Linked DNA regions of Homo sapiens: regions 2 and 3 are each linked to region 1. The links are chromatin contacts, found by Hi-C or POLR2A ChIA-PET in ENCODE. All regions are on one chromosome and are shown on one strand. Each heading gives the region's core, a stretch centred on a gene start or an enhancer-like site at or near the end of the contact. The rest is flanking DNA. Distances are from core to core; before and after follow the strand shown.

What was found. A loop is a pair of places that touch in the nucleus more often than their neighbours do. ChIA-PET counts read pairs that join two places held with the same protein, here RNA polymerase II (POLR2A). Pooled maps may share reads with other maps.
Region 2: a loop to region 1 is called in a map with no recorded cell type, with 8 times the contacts of the local background. The contact joins the promoter of ZSCAN16 here to the promoter of ZSCAN23 in region 1. A Hi-C loop is called at or near these places in 10 of 37 single-sample maps with no recorded cell type and 16 of 50 pooled maps. POLR2A ChIA-PET finds 5 or more read pairs at or near these places in 3 of 52 experiments (BJ, H1 and WTC11).
Region 3: a map of naive thymus-derived CD4-positive, alpha-beta T cell shows a loop between it and region 1 (7-fold over the local background). The contact joins the promoter of ZKSCAN8 here to the promoter of ZSCAN23 in region 1. A Hi-C loop is called at or near these places in 2 of 168 maps with a recorded cell type or tissue (both naive thymus-derived CD4-positive, alpha-beta T cell), 8 of 37 single-sample maps with no recorded cell type and 17 of 50 pooled maps. POLR2A ChIA-PET finds 5 or more read pairs at or near these places in 2 of 52 experiments (PC-9 and WTC11).

The regions. Positions count from the first base shown.
Region 1 is chr6:28,441,323-28,445,771 of GRCh38, forward strand. ZSCAN23 (zinc finger and SCAN domain containing 23) reads right to left here and starts at 2,169. Exons shown (of 4, transcript NM_001012455.2): 1 at 2,077-2,169. RefSeq lists enhancers at 1,968-2,478, 2,052-2,101, 2,272-2,351.
Region 2 is chr6:28,122,654-28,127,102 of GRCh38, forward strand. ZSCAN16 (zinc finger and SCAN domain containing 16) reads left to right here and starts at 1,956. Exons shown (of 4, transcript NM_025231.3): 1 at 1,956-2,024; 2 at 2,760-3,177; 3 at 4,130-4,268. The coding sequence starts at 2,791. ZSCAN16-AS1 (ZSCAN16 antisense RNA 1) reads right to left here. Exons shown (of 2, transcript NR_103456.1): 2 at 1-558. RefSeq lists an enhancer at 1,600-2,101.
Region 3 is chr6:28,139,246-28,143,694 of GRCh38, forward strand. It overlaps ZKSCAN8 (zinc finger with KRAB and SCAN domains 8), which reads left to right and starts at 2,638. Exons shown (of 6, transcript NM_006298.4): 1 at 2,638-2,784. RefSeq lists enhancers at 2,650-2,769, 2,780-2,899.

The sequences.
Region 1 (4,449 bases), core at 919-3,418:
TCTGTTGTCTGGCTCCACTCTTGGTTTCCTCTATTCCACAAGCAAAAACTCTCAGCTCCAGTCAGGTTTTTCTTCTCATTATTCTAATCAGGCGTTTCTCATCCCTGCGCCATGAGCTTGGTCTTGCCTTCTTCCCTTATTCGAACCTTACCCAATCTCTGCAGCTTGATTCAAATCTCACATCCTCTCTGAAGTCTTCTTTACCCATTTCAGCTCACCCTCTTCCAACTGCCCACTCATATGTCATGTACTGTATGAGTCCCACCTTTCACCCTCAGTCACAATTTATCTTGTACCATTACTTCTCTTCAGAACCTTTTTTAAATCCAAAAAGTAGAGAGGAATATAGAATTCTTTCACCAAGTTCTATTACCCTGAAATAAACAGTCTTAAATACTGGAATGTGTCCTTTTCTATGCATTTGCAATCGTATATACACATGTATACACATGTGCACACATAGAGTTGATATAAGCCCATATATTTTATTTACCTTAGACAAGCAGAAGGTAGTATGAGATAGCAGAGAACACAGGCAGATCTGGTTGTTAATTTTTTTTTTTTTTTTTTTGAGACAGAGTCTTGCTTTTGTTGCCCAGGCGGGAGTGCAGTGGTGCGATCTCGGCTCACTTGCAACCTCTGCCTCCCAGGTTCAAGCAATCCTCCTGCCTCAGCTTCCGGAGTAGCTGGGATTACAGGGACCCACCACCACTCCTGGCTCATTTTTGCATTTTTAGTAGGATGGAGTTTCACCATATGGGTCAGGCTGGTCTCGAACTCCCGACCTCACGTGATCTGCCCACCTCGGCCTCCCAAAGTGCTGGGATTACAGGCATGAACCATAGTGCCAGGCCATCTGTGAATTTTAACGCAGTGATCTTGGGCAAGTTAGTTGATTTTTCTAAGCCTCAAGCTCATATATGAAATGAGGTCAACAACTGCCTTGCCAACTTGTTGAGAATATTAAATGAGATAATGCATACAAAGTGTTTTTGCACAAAACCTGGCATATAAACATGCAAATTAATCTTTTAATAAGATAATGTACAATTTTGGTACAATGGTAGTTTAATTAATAGTTGCTACTTTCCCTTAGGGCCAAGACTGTAATCTTTTTCTATTGCTCAAAGAACAAGATGAGTGGGTGAAAACATGCACACAAACCAATAAAACGGCTGTTTCATCAGGTTTGCAGAAACACTGAAAGATATACGTCTTCAGATATATTCTCTCCAATCAAATCCTAACTAGAAGCCCAGGACTACTGAGGTACAAAAGAAGGACGGGATTCAAATGAGCGAAGTAACTTCCCGGGTTATAGCTGTAAAGCTAATATAGGAACAGAGTGGAGTTAGCATAGCAAAGGTTTTAAGAAAATGGAGTCTGGAGCCAAATTGCCTGTATTTGAATCCTGCCTACACCCCTTACTCGCTCTACGACCTTGGGCAAGTTACTAACTTCATTTTCTTCTTGTATGTTAATTTTAAAAAGGGGCGGGACAGAGAGGTGGGGTGTAGTCTACATAATAATAGTGTCTATCTCATAGAGTTATGAGAAGCAGATAATATTTGTAAAGTGCTTAGAACAGTGCTGGGCTGGCACATAGTAGATGCTATTTATTCTTTTAAAAAATTCGATAGCAGCAAGAGCCTTTATACTATGTGAGTTAGACTAAGAAAGGCTGTGGCATAGTTTAAAACTATCCCTGCTCATTCTTTAAAATAAGTCCACAGTAGAGAATAAGACATCGGAAAATACAAACATTTCTTCATATCCGAATCTATTTGAATCCTAAGATGCAGATACGGAGAGTTCAGAGTGCCATCAGTACAGGGCAGAGAGGTTGAAGAGCTCAGGAACAGACATAGGGTGGGGGAAAGGGGTAGGGGCAACGACGCTGACTTTTGGTTAACAAAGCCCTTCCAGGCTGCGGAGCAACCTCCTCTGCCCTTCACCTGCCCGGCCCATCTCTGGCCAAGAAGACCCTGCCGCCAAATCCCCACACCCAGTCCAGGTCGCAGTGCACAGACTGGCCCTTCCGAAGCCCCTCAGCGGTAGCCCGACTCCGAAGCTCACCGAGGCATCCGTGAGAGGAGATGCCACCTAGCGCAGATCACATCTGCTCTGAATCCTTGACAACCGCAGCCCAAAGAATGATAAACTACAAAGGCCGGAAATGCGTCACCGCGGCCCGCTCTCCGCGAAACAGCGGTTCCGGCTGTGTTCCTTCTAGGAAGGCCGGAGGTTTCCACACCTCTGTGGTCGTCACTCTGAATCCCGTCTGTAGTCTTAAGTGAGATACTAGGTGACACATTGTCTTCCACGCGGCAATATAATAACGGCCAACATAGTGTTTTAACACGTATTAATTCATTACCCCGCATAACAACCCTGTGAGTTAGGTACAATTATCTCCATTTAACAGGTGAGGAAACTGAAGCACATTTCTACATTTATTAGTTGCCATTTCCTGCAAAGAATACCCTTTCTTTTCCCTGCCGTCTCATTTTATCACGATGAACTCATGGATTCCTTTACAAATAATTACTGTTATTATTATGTTGATGCTCAAATTATTTAAAATTTGGTCAGTTGGAGCCCTTTCACACTGCTCCCTCTCTTTTCTTTTTTTGACAAAGTCTCCAGGCTGGAGTGCAGTGGATGCGATCTCAGCTCACTGCAACCTCCGCATTCCGGGTTCAAGTGATCCTCCTGTCTCGGCCTCCTGAGTATCTGGGATTACAAGAACACACCACTATGCCTTAGTGAGGCTGGTCTTGAACTCCTGTCCCTCAAGTGATCCGCTCCCTCGGCCTCCGAAAGGGCTGGGATTACAGAAGTGAGCCACCGCACCCGGCCACAAACAGGTTTCTATGTCCTTTGATAAGTTCCCAACAGTTTTTGTGCACTTCACTTTCTCACAAAAGATATTTCAGTCCCATTTTATACTATTCCTACCCTAAACCTAGAATCACCATTGCTTCATGAAGCTACAGTACATCAGTGAAAAATGGTATATAGAAACCAAGATCTGGATTTCGGGCAATGAATAACCTCATTGCTACTGTGTCTGGCATTGGTTCCTGCCAGTCTACTGTGTCCAGAATTGGCTCCTTCCAGTGGGTTCCTGCTCTGACTTCAAGAATGAAGCCGCGGATACTCACGGTGAGCATTACAGTTCTTAAAGATGGTGTGTCTGGACTTTGTTCCTTCTGCTGTTCAGATGCGTCCAGAGTTTCTTCCTTCCGGTGGGTTCGTGGTCTCACTTGACTTCAGGAGTGAGGTCGTAAACCTTTGCAGTGAGTGTTACAACTCCTAAGGGTGGCGTGCCTGCAGTTGCTTCTTCCTTCTGGTGGGTTCGTGGTCTCGCTGACTTAAGGACTGAAGCTGCAGACCATCGTAGTGAGCATTACAATGCTTAAAAGTAGTGCAGACCCAAAAACTGAAAAGTGGTAAGGTTTTATTGTGAAAAGGGAAAGAACAAAGATCCCACAGCACAAAAATCAATGCTAGCAGGTTGTCACTGCTGACTGGGGCGGGGGTGGTAGCCAGCTTTTATTCCCTTATTCAGCCCCGCCCACATCCTGCTGATTGGCCCATTTTACAGAGTGCTGATTGGTCCATCTTTACAGAGTGCCGCTTGGTGTGTTTACAAACCTTTAGCTAGACACAGAGTGCTGATTGGTGCATTTTTACAGAGTGCTGATTGGTGCATTTACAAATCTTCAGCTAGACACAGAGTGCTGATTGGTGCATTTACAAATCTTCAGCTAGACACAGTGCTGATTGGTGTGTTTACAATCCTTTAGCTAGACAGAAAAGTTCTCCATGTCCCCACCCTAACCGGAAGCCCAGCCAGCTTCACCTCTCACTACTAGGACATATTATTGCCTCTAGGCTCCTTCAGTGTACAAGAGCTAGAATATATGAATATGTTATATATATAATATATTATATATAATACGTATTATATATTATCCTATATATCATATATTATATATTATATATAATACATATTACATATTATCCTATATATTATATATTATATACGGAGGATTTTATATTATATATATGTGTATTATATATAACATATATAATATATTATATACTATATATTATGTACATAATATATATTATATACAGATATAAAATCCTCCATATACATATATAATATATATATGGAGGATTTTATAAGATACTTTCTGTTCAAAAACAACTCCACAGAATTCTTTTACATTTTTCACCGTTGCACATTTGTTTTTTTTCTTTTCACCCACAGTGAAAACTCTGGCTCCCAACAGCATAAATAAATTCACTCAAACAAAATAGTTTCTTATAAACAAAATAGTTTCAAGATTATAATACCAATACATCACTAGCAATAACATATCTACTATGTAGAATTCAAAATTTCTTTGCTTGTTTTGTTTTTGAATTATATCCCATTAA
Region 2 (4,449 bases), core at 706-3,205, 320 kb before region 1:
CATGCAGGTTAAGTACTTTGTCTATTTTTCTATTGGCTTGTTCATATTTTTATTTTTTGGTAAGATAAAAGGTCTTTGTATATCAGGAAAATCAGCTGTGTCTTTTAGATGTGTGGCATATTTTACTTTTAGTTTATATTTTATTTTTACTTTTTTCATTCAAATATTTCAATTTTACAAGGCCAGTTTCATTTATCTTTTCCTCCATGGCCTTTTCAGTTTTATGTCTTTAGGGGTTTGTGTTATTCTTAAAAAGGCCCTTCCCACTCCAACTTTCCAACCTGTCTCCCTGCTTCTGCCCTTGCCCAACCCCTTCACATTCAAGTCTACTGTTAACATAGCAGCCAAAATAATAATCTCAATACCCAAGTTTAATCATGTTACTTCTCTACTCAGAAATCTCAAATGAGCCATGCTGGGTAGCTCACACCTGTAGCTCCAGCTACTCAGGAGGCTGAGGCGAGAAGATCACTTGAGCCCAGGAGTTTCAGGCTGCAGTAAGCTATGATCGCACCACTCACTGCACTCCAGTCTGGGTGACAGAGTGAGACCCATCTCCTAAAACAAAGGAAAAGGAAAGAAAAGAGAAAAGAAAATAAACTGAGTAGCTTATCATTTTATCATTTTAGAGTAAAAATACCCTTGCACTCACCCAAGGCTCTCACTATCTCTCCACCCAACGCTCTTTTGCTCACTCAGCTCCAGAAAAACAAGCACCCTTCCTTTGCCCAAAATACTTAAAACACACTCCACTCCAGGCTTTTGCATTTGTTATCCCTCTCCCTGAAACATCTTTATCCCTGATGGCCCATTCCCTCAGCTCCCTCAATCTTTGCTCAAATGTCAATTTCCTAGTCAGGTCCTCCATGAATATCCTATTTAAATTGCATCACTTCATTCTCACCCCAAATTCCCTATTTCCTTTATTTTCTCCTTAGAACTGATATCCACTCTCTATACACTATGTATATTTTTTGGTTTATTGCCTGCCTCCCCAGCACACACACACACACACACACACATACACACACACACAAGATTATAAATTCCATGAAAGGAAGGGCATTGTTTTGCTCAAAATTAGTTCCAGCTTCCACAATAGTGCCTGGCATAGTAGATAAATCAATATTTGTGTAAGAAAGGAGAAGAGGGAGTAAAAAACTAAGAGCATTTTTCACCCATCAATTTGGCAAAGATCAAAATATTTTATAACACTGTGTTGACAAGTATAGGTAAATAAGAATACTGCTAGTAGATCCTATGATTGGTGATTTGGCATTAACAAAAGTACAAATTTCCCTATTCTATGCTGTAGTAATTCCCTTTCTAGACATACAGACTATGGATATATCCTTACACATGAAAAATGATGTGAGTTCACAGTAAGTTATTGCAGCAATGTTTGAAAAAGAAGAATTGGAAACAACCTCATGACCACCAATGGGGTACTTATTAACAAATTATAGAACATAATACACAGTTGAATACCGTGCAGTTGTTTAAAAAAGAGCAAGATCAAGGAAACACTTATGTACAGCCTTTACCAAGACCACCTGGTAAAAAGAAAAATAAGAAAGGTACAGAAGTGCTACTATTTGTGCAGAGGGGAAAAAGCGCGGACAATCTATAACGGTGTAATATATCTACGGAAGGATATACAAGTCACGAAAAATATTGTCAAACTAGACGCTGGGGGACATTTACTCTTTTTAATAAATGTATGTGAATGCATTACTTATCCATATTACTCAATAATTAAACCGAAAAACGTTTTAAAGAAGTACAAATAAGACTTGCTCGCAGATCCCGCAATCCCATCAATACGAGGCGTAAAAGCCGGGTCCTCCACTGGCTAGGGCCGAGGAGGCAAGCACTCAAGCTGCCACAGAGGCGAAGCTTCCTAGAGCGGCCCGGAAGTGCCCGGCTGAAGCGGCCGGGCGCCGATTGGTGTCTTTGAGTCTAGTCTTTGTTCGGGGCTGTCCAAAGGACGCTAGCTGTTGCACCTGTTCCTCCCTGCGCGTAAGGTGAGTGTCTCCCGGCTCCCAGGTGGAGAAAAGGGGACAAGACGCAGCTGTGGTCAGCAGCAACACCCTCCCCACACCTCCCTGTCGCGGGCAGAGTGTAACACTCCTGTCCCTCCCTCCGCCCCCCAACAGATCTACAGGAGAGGATTTGGCCCAGCCTTCCGGGAGAGGATGGGTGGAAGGGGGACACTGGTTGCGGGTTCCTCTGCAGAGGCATCTGTCTGATCCCCTTCCAGGGTTGGCACACATATCCTATAACCAGTGAATCCTGGGGGCACAAGCTGGCCCGTGCATCTCATGGTAACAGAATGAAGAGCCTTTTAACAAAGCCGTTAATAATACTTGGCGTTTATTTAGTGCTTACTAGTGCCCGCTGCCATGCCAGGGACGTTGCATACGTTCTCATGTAATCTGTATATCAACCCTGTAACACACATGAGAATTGTACCTGAGGATCTGTAGTTCTAGTCCAGATAAATAACTTCCTCTAAGTTACACAATAGAGCACAGATTCAAATCATATCCCTGCGTCACTGTTTTTTGTTTTGTTTTGTTTTGTTTTGTTTCAGCTTCCTATAAGACTGTTTTCTCTGATTGACTTCTGGTGGCTTGGCTTCATTATGATGTGTTTATGTTCACAGAAATTTTTGTAATTTCTCTATGGTAACAACTTTTTATGCCTTAGGAGTGTCTCTGAGGCAGGATTCTAAGAGATTCTCTTTGACTCAATCCCAGATAGAGGATAAATCTCCTGGCAAAGCCCAGAATGACCACAGCCCTGGAACCTGAGGACCAAAAAGGACTTCTGATAATTAAGGCAGAGGACCATTACTGGGGACAGGATTCCAGCTCACAAAAGTGCAGTCCTCACAGGAGGGAACTCTATAGACAACACTTCAGGAAGCTCTGCTATCAGGATGCACCTGGACCCCGTGAAGCTCTTACCCAGCTGTGGGAGCTCTGCCGTCAGTGGCTGAGGCCAGAATGCCACACCAAGGAGCAGATTTTAGACCTGCTGGTGCTAGAACAGTTCCTGAGCATTCTTCCTAAAGACCTGCAAGCATGGGTGCGTGCACACCATCCAGAGACTGGAGAGGAGGCAGTGACGGTACTGGAGGATCTGGAGAGAGAGCTTGATGAACCTGGAAAGCAGGTGTGAAGGGGCAGTCATCTGGCTGTGAGTGATCAGGGGATATGGATGGAGCCAAAGCAAAAGGCATATGAAAGAACATCTGAAAATATTTATCCTCTAAAGAACAAGGCATAGGAAGGGACCTGACTACCTATGTCAAATAATTAAAGTGTGGCTGGGTAAAGAGAGGAGAGTCACTAGACTGATTCTATGCCTGTTTGGAAGGCTAGGATCAGTGGGAAGTTACCAAAAGGCAATCAGGTATCAGAGGAAAAGAAATAATTTTCTGCCATTCATAGATACCCATAAATAAAATAGGCTACCCCATAAGAAACTCCCTTTCCATATAGGTATTCAAGCGGAGATTCAAGTAGATGTCAAGGATATTGCAGAATAGGACTGTCCAACAGAAATATAATGCAAGCTGTATATGTATTTAAATTTTCTAGTAGCCACATTAAAAAAAAAGGTGAAATATATATTTTATTTAGCCCACAATATTTAATCATGTAATCAATATTTTTAATGAGGTATTTTAGATATCTGTGCTTTAAATTTTCAAAATTTGGTATGTATCTTACATTTAGCTTATCTCATTTGTACTAGCCATATTTTAAGTACTCAGTAACCACATTTTGCTAGTGACTACCATATCGGATAGCATGGTTATAGAAGAAATGCTCCCATTTGCTGGAAGTTGGGCTAGATGATTTTTAAGCTACCTTCCAAATCCCAGTGCTCTGATCCTGGACTTCTGCAGATCAATGAAAGAAGAGACGTTGAATTTTACTCTCTAGTGTCCTGAATTGTAGAGATTAGCCTCTGTTCCTTCTCCTAGCCATTATTGCCATTTACAATGAAATGAGAATTTGTCCCCCCTTTCTATGTCCCTGGAAGATGTTTCATTTGATTGTTTTATCTGAAGTTACTTAAGTTTCCATAAAATTCACCTTACACACCTCATTTTCCCTAGGTCCCAGGCAATTCAGAAAGACGGGACATACTCATGGACAAGTTGGCCCCCTTGGGAAGGCCATATGAATCACTGACTGTCCAGCTCCATCCCAAAAAGACCCAGCTGGAGCAGGAAGCTGGGAAACCACAAAGGAATGGTAAGCAGGAACAGTTCTGAGTGTATGAGGGTAGAGGTACTTCCTTAGGTTAGAGGAAAACTTTCTCACTTTCATCTTCTCCTTTTAAAGATTTCCTGCTTGTCCTCCACCTCACTATGGACAATTTTATCCTCCTCTTACCCTTGCTCCATGATGGAGTTATATTTTAGTTTCTCACTAG
Region 3 (4,449 bases), core at 1,388-3,887, 300 kb before region 1:
GATTGGAAGAATGATAATGATATTTAAGGACCACGTCTTGTATAGTTAGGAAGGCTATCTCAAGGCTGTTGCAGTCACATAGGTGTGAAGTAATTAGAACTGAGGATGGTGGTTATATTAATGGAGAAAAGTAACACTTCAAAGGAGAAATCTGGCTCTGATAATTTCTCCTTTATCTCCATGTTTCATTGAGTAAACTAAGGAAGCCTCTCAAGCCTGAATAACTTAGAAATTGGCGATATTATCAACCATTCTAACGGATATGTGGTGGTAACTCATTGAGGTTTTAACTTTGCATTTCCCTGATGAATAATGGTTACTTTTTAGTGTGCATACTGGCCATTCTTTTATCTTTTGTAAAGAAAGTGTTTAAATCTTTTGCCTATTGGTGTTGAATTATCTTATTCATTAAATTGTGAGAGTTCTTTATATATTCTGGATAGTTCTTTGTCAGATAGATGTATTACAAATATTTTTCAGTGTGTAGCTTTTTCTTCACTTTCTTAATGGTGCTTTTTTTGAGAAGATTTAAATTTTGATGAGAATTTAAGTTTAAAATTTTGAAGTCAAATTTATCAGTTTTATCTATTACAATCAGTGTCTGTGTGTCCAGTTTGAGAAAACTACCTATGGCATGACGCTATTTTACTTCCTATGTGTACACAACTTTGTACATAGTATGTGCAGTCATAGTTGTGTGCACATTGAATTTGTACAACTACATATGTGCACAACTTCAGACTTAAAAAAAATTTATTTGTTTATTTATGTTGAGACAGGGTCTTGCTCTATTGCCCAGGCTGGAGTGCAATGGCAGGATCTCAGCTCACTGCAGCTTCTGCCTCCCAGGCTCATGCGATTCTCCCGCCTCAGCCTCTGGAGTAGCTGGGACTACAGGAGCCCACTACCATGCCTGGCTAATTTTTGTATTTTTTGCAGAGATGGGTTTTTGCCATGTTGGCCAGGCTGGTCTCAAACTCCTGAGCTCAGGTGATCCTCCCGCGGCTTCACAAAGTGCTGGGATTACAGGCATGAGCCACCGCGCTCAGCCAAAAAAGTTACTTTTAAAATGTGAAAAAAGAAACTGAAAGTAGAGTTCTAGTCTGTCACCAGTTACTTCCAGTTACCATCCCAGGTGGAAAGCAACAGCTGTGAAATAAAAAGCAAAAATAATTACTTTGAAGGAGTCCAGAAGCACTGTAGCTTCCCAGTGTTTACTATTATTTACTTGTTTTCATGTGATAATTAGATGACAAAACCCTTAAATCAAAACGACTTTGTCAGTACGCAAAATATTGGGGAGTTAGTAATTGGGAAGGGATAGAAATGTTGGTGGTGGCTACCAGCAGGAGCAGATAAAGAGGGAAATTAAGGTGAAAATTGGAGGAGCCCTGAGAACTCAATAATAGGTGGTTGGGAAAGGTGCTGAAGGAAATAAATACATGAGACTTAAACAACAAAAAATAACACTTGCCACAACCTCCACCCCTGAAATCCTATTAGTCTCAAAAGTTAAAAAGCTCTAATGCAACAGGTCTGTAAAGAATGAACACAGGGCCAGGGTGGTGTCTCATGCCTGTAATCCGAGGACTTTGGGAGACTGAGGCAGGAGGATCACTTGAGCCCAGGAGTTCAAGACCAGCCTGGGCAACATAGTGAGACCCCCGCCCCGCCCCGCCACCCCGTTTCTACAAATTTTCTTTTTTAAGCTGAGGGTGGTGCACACCTGTAGTCCCAGCTACTTGGGGGGCTAAGGTGGGAAGACTGCTTGAGCCCAGAAGGTTGAGTCTGCCGTGAGCTATGATCACACCACTACACTCTGCAATAGAGACCCTGTCTCAAAAAAAAAAAAAAAAGGCAAAAAAAGAAAAAAAGACTAACAAAGAAAGAATGAACATAGATTTGTTCCCCATATCTTGTGGTATTAAACCTAGGGTCTACTCTTCAAGCTTACATCATAGGTTTAGCATTAAAACAGCTAAGCAGCAAAGCAGATGCTGTAAGCGATAGAAATTCATTAAGATAGGAAAGAGTGGGAAATATGTAAAGATCCAAAAAGAATATATATTTAATTACGATTTTTTTGAATACTTAATAAAATATGCTATTCCTAAGTGCCATGCCATAGGGATTTCACAAAACTATGAACTGTGATTAGCAGGAATTCCTCATGAAGTTTGTACTCTATGTGAGAGGTCTGGATATGTTTATGAATCGAGAACAGTAAAGTACAGGGTATGTAACGGAGCCAAACGCGAATCCAGTTGGAATCCTAAGGATCCATGAAGTGCTCCCTCCTCCAACACTTTCCCAGCCTCCTATTCACAGCTCCAGCCTCCCCACGTCCGATATCTACCCCCAGGGGACCGTTACTATTGACAGCGAGCGCGCGGAGCTGCATGGGCACACAAGGCGGAGGGGACACCAAGGTCCGTTATTCCCCAGCACGTTCACTGCCCCAGCGACAGCGCAAGCCTGAGGCACGCAGACGCGGGAGGAACCCGAGGCACAGCACACAGCAGGTGAGGGGCGTGGTACTCCGGTACCCTCAGTCGGCCGACCATAGAGCTTGTAGACCTCCAGGACTCCTAGAGAGCTTCCGGAAGTGCCTTTGGGGCAAGATGCGTGCTGGCCGGTGTTGTGCCTCCGCAGATTTAGAAGTTAGTGGCCGGAGGGGCCTGGTCCGAGTACAGCTTTCATCGCCTTTACTCCCCGACCTTCCTTCGAGTCTGTTTATCCGTTGCAGCCTCCCTTCCCCACGACGGGGCGCCTCTGCAACTCACAGTGAGTACGGTCGGGCTCTGGGCCGGAGGAAAGTGGGTGCTTTGTGGCTGGTCCAGGCCGCAGCTGAGGACTGGCCTGAGGGGTCCGGAGAGGGGCCTGTGCGGTGTTCGGCGCCGCGGACCGATTCTGACGCCTTAGTTGCTGTTGCAGGCAGAGTACGTCCCCACGAATTGCCCTTGAACTTTTTGCGAGGGAACCTTTTATGAAGCTTTCTTCATAGATAATCGTGTTGTGGTATGTTTTTGTAGTCGATCTTGTTTATCTTAAAATGGGGAACGCCCCCCCCATGTTATTTTTTATCCAACTATTTCCAGAGTCTGAATTGTTTTCACTTAGCGCTCTTTTGCGTTTAGGTCACAACAAAATTCTCAGTTTTTAAAAAAGACATATTTTGCTTTTGGAAGCCCCGTTTATCCATGGAAACCAATTTTTGCTGTTACTCTTCTTTCTTTAGTGTATTCAGAAACTGGTGGTGTGTTGACTAGATAATTGTACGAAAGTTTTTTTTTTTTTTTAATTTCAGGGTAATTCAGAATTCAACATTATCAGAATGCCTATTTCATTTGTTAAAGCAAACTGAAGTTAGCCAACGAGGAACTCTGGGAGGGCCCCATTTCCAAAACTCTGGTTAGTCATGAGTAATTTTTGTCAGGCTACTTTGACTGCCACCACCACCTTTAAAAACATATTTCTGTTGTTTGTTAGTTCCGTTGAGTATATTTACGTAGCAATCATTGTTTTAGCAAATACATACATGTTTTGAATTTCTGTTGTTTAAATGTAAAATGTGATAGATGTTAATTAAAACTTTCAGCTAATGCAATTTGAGATAACAAAGCATAGTATTGGCTTCACCTACTTTTTCTTGGATTTTAAATCCTGGAAAATGTCTTTTTTGTTTTGTTTTCAGTTCCCAAACATTTCTCAAATTAGACATAGTCTGAAGGAAGAATACATTCCTTCCACAACTATTGAAAAAATAATACTGTTAAAATTGAGTTGTGCCTTCAGCATCTCACAGGATTACAGTATTTAAAATCCAGAGGAAGCTTTAAAGATTGCCTTTTAAACTCATGTAAACTTGACTAGGTGTTCTTTAAGGAGACTATGTAAAAATCAGTCTGTATCCACAAAGTGCTCACCAACTTAATACAGACATGTACGCACAAAACTGAGAGGAAGGTACATACTGGAGTAATTTTGCACTCAGTTATTTATAGGTTGTAATTCTCAAAAACCAGCTGATCAGAGAGGGAAGAGACTTAAAAAAATGGAAAATTAGCCACTAAATAGAATAATCAAGATGAGCAATGGGCAAGACCTGTTGGCTGATTTGGTATAAAAAATGAACAAACCTGATAATTAGCTGGTTTTCATCAGTGTTGTTATTGAGACTTTTTAATACCACATCAACAATATAAAGTTCTTGAATGCTGCGCACTTCACATTAAAATATTTTATAGCCTCCTGTACTGGTAAGTAGTGGGATTGCACCTGTGAATAGACTCTGCACTCAAGCCTGAGCAACATAGTGAGACCCTGTCCCTAAATAATAATAATAATATTTTATAGCCATTATGGATGAGGATTGCTCAGTAATAGATGGCCAGTTGTTCAGTAGTTAAAAATGAACCTTGGCTTTAAGGAAATTTATAAGAAAACATG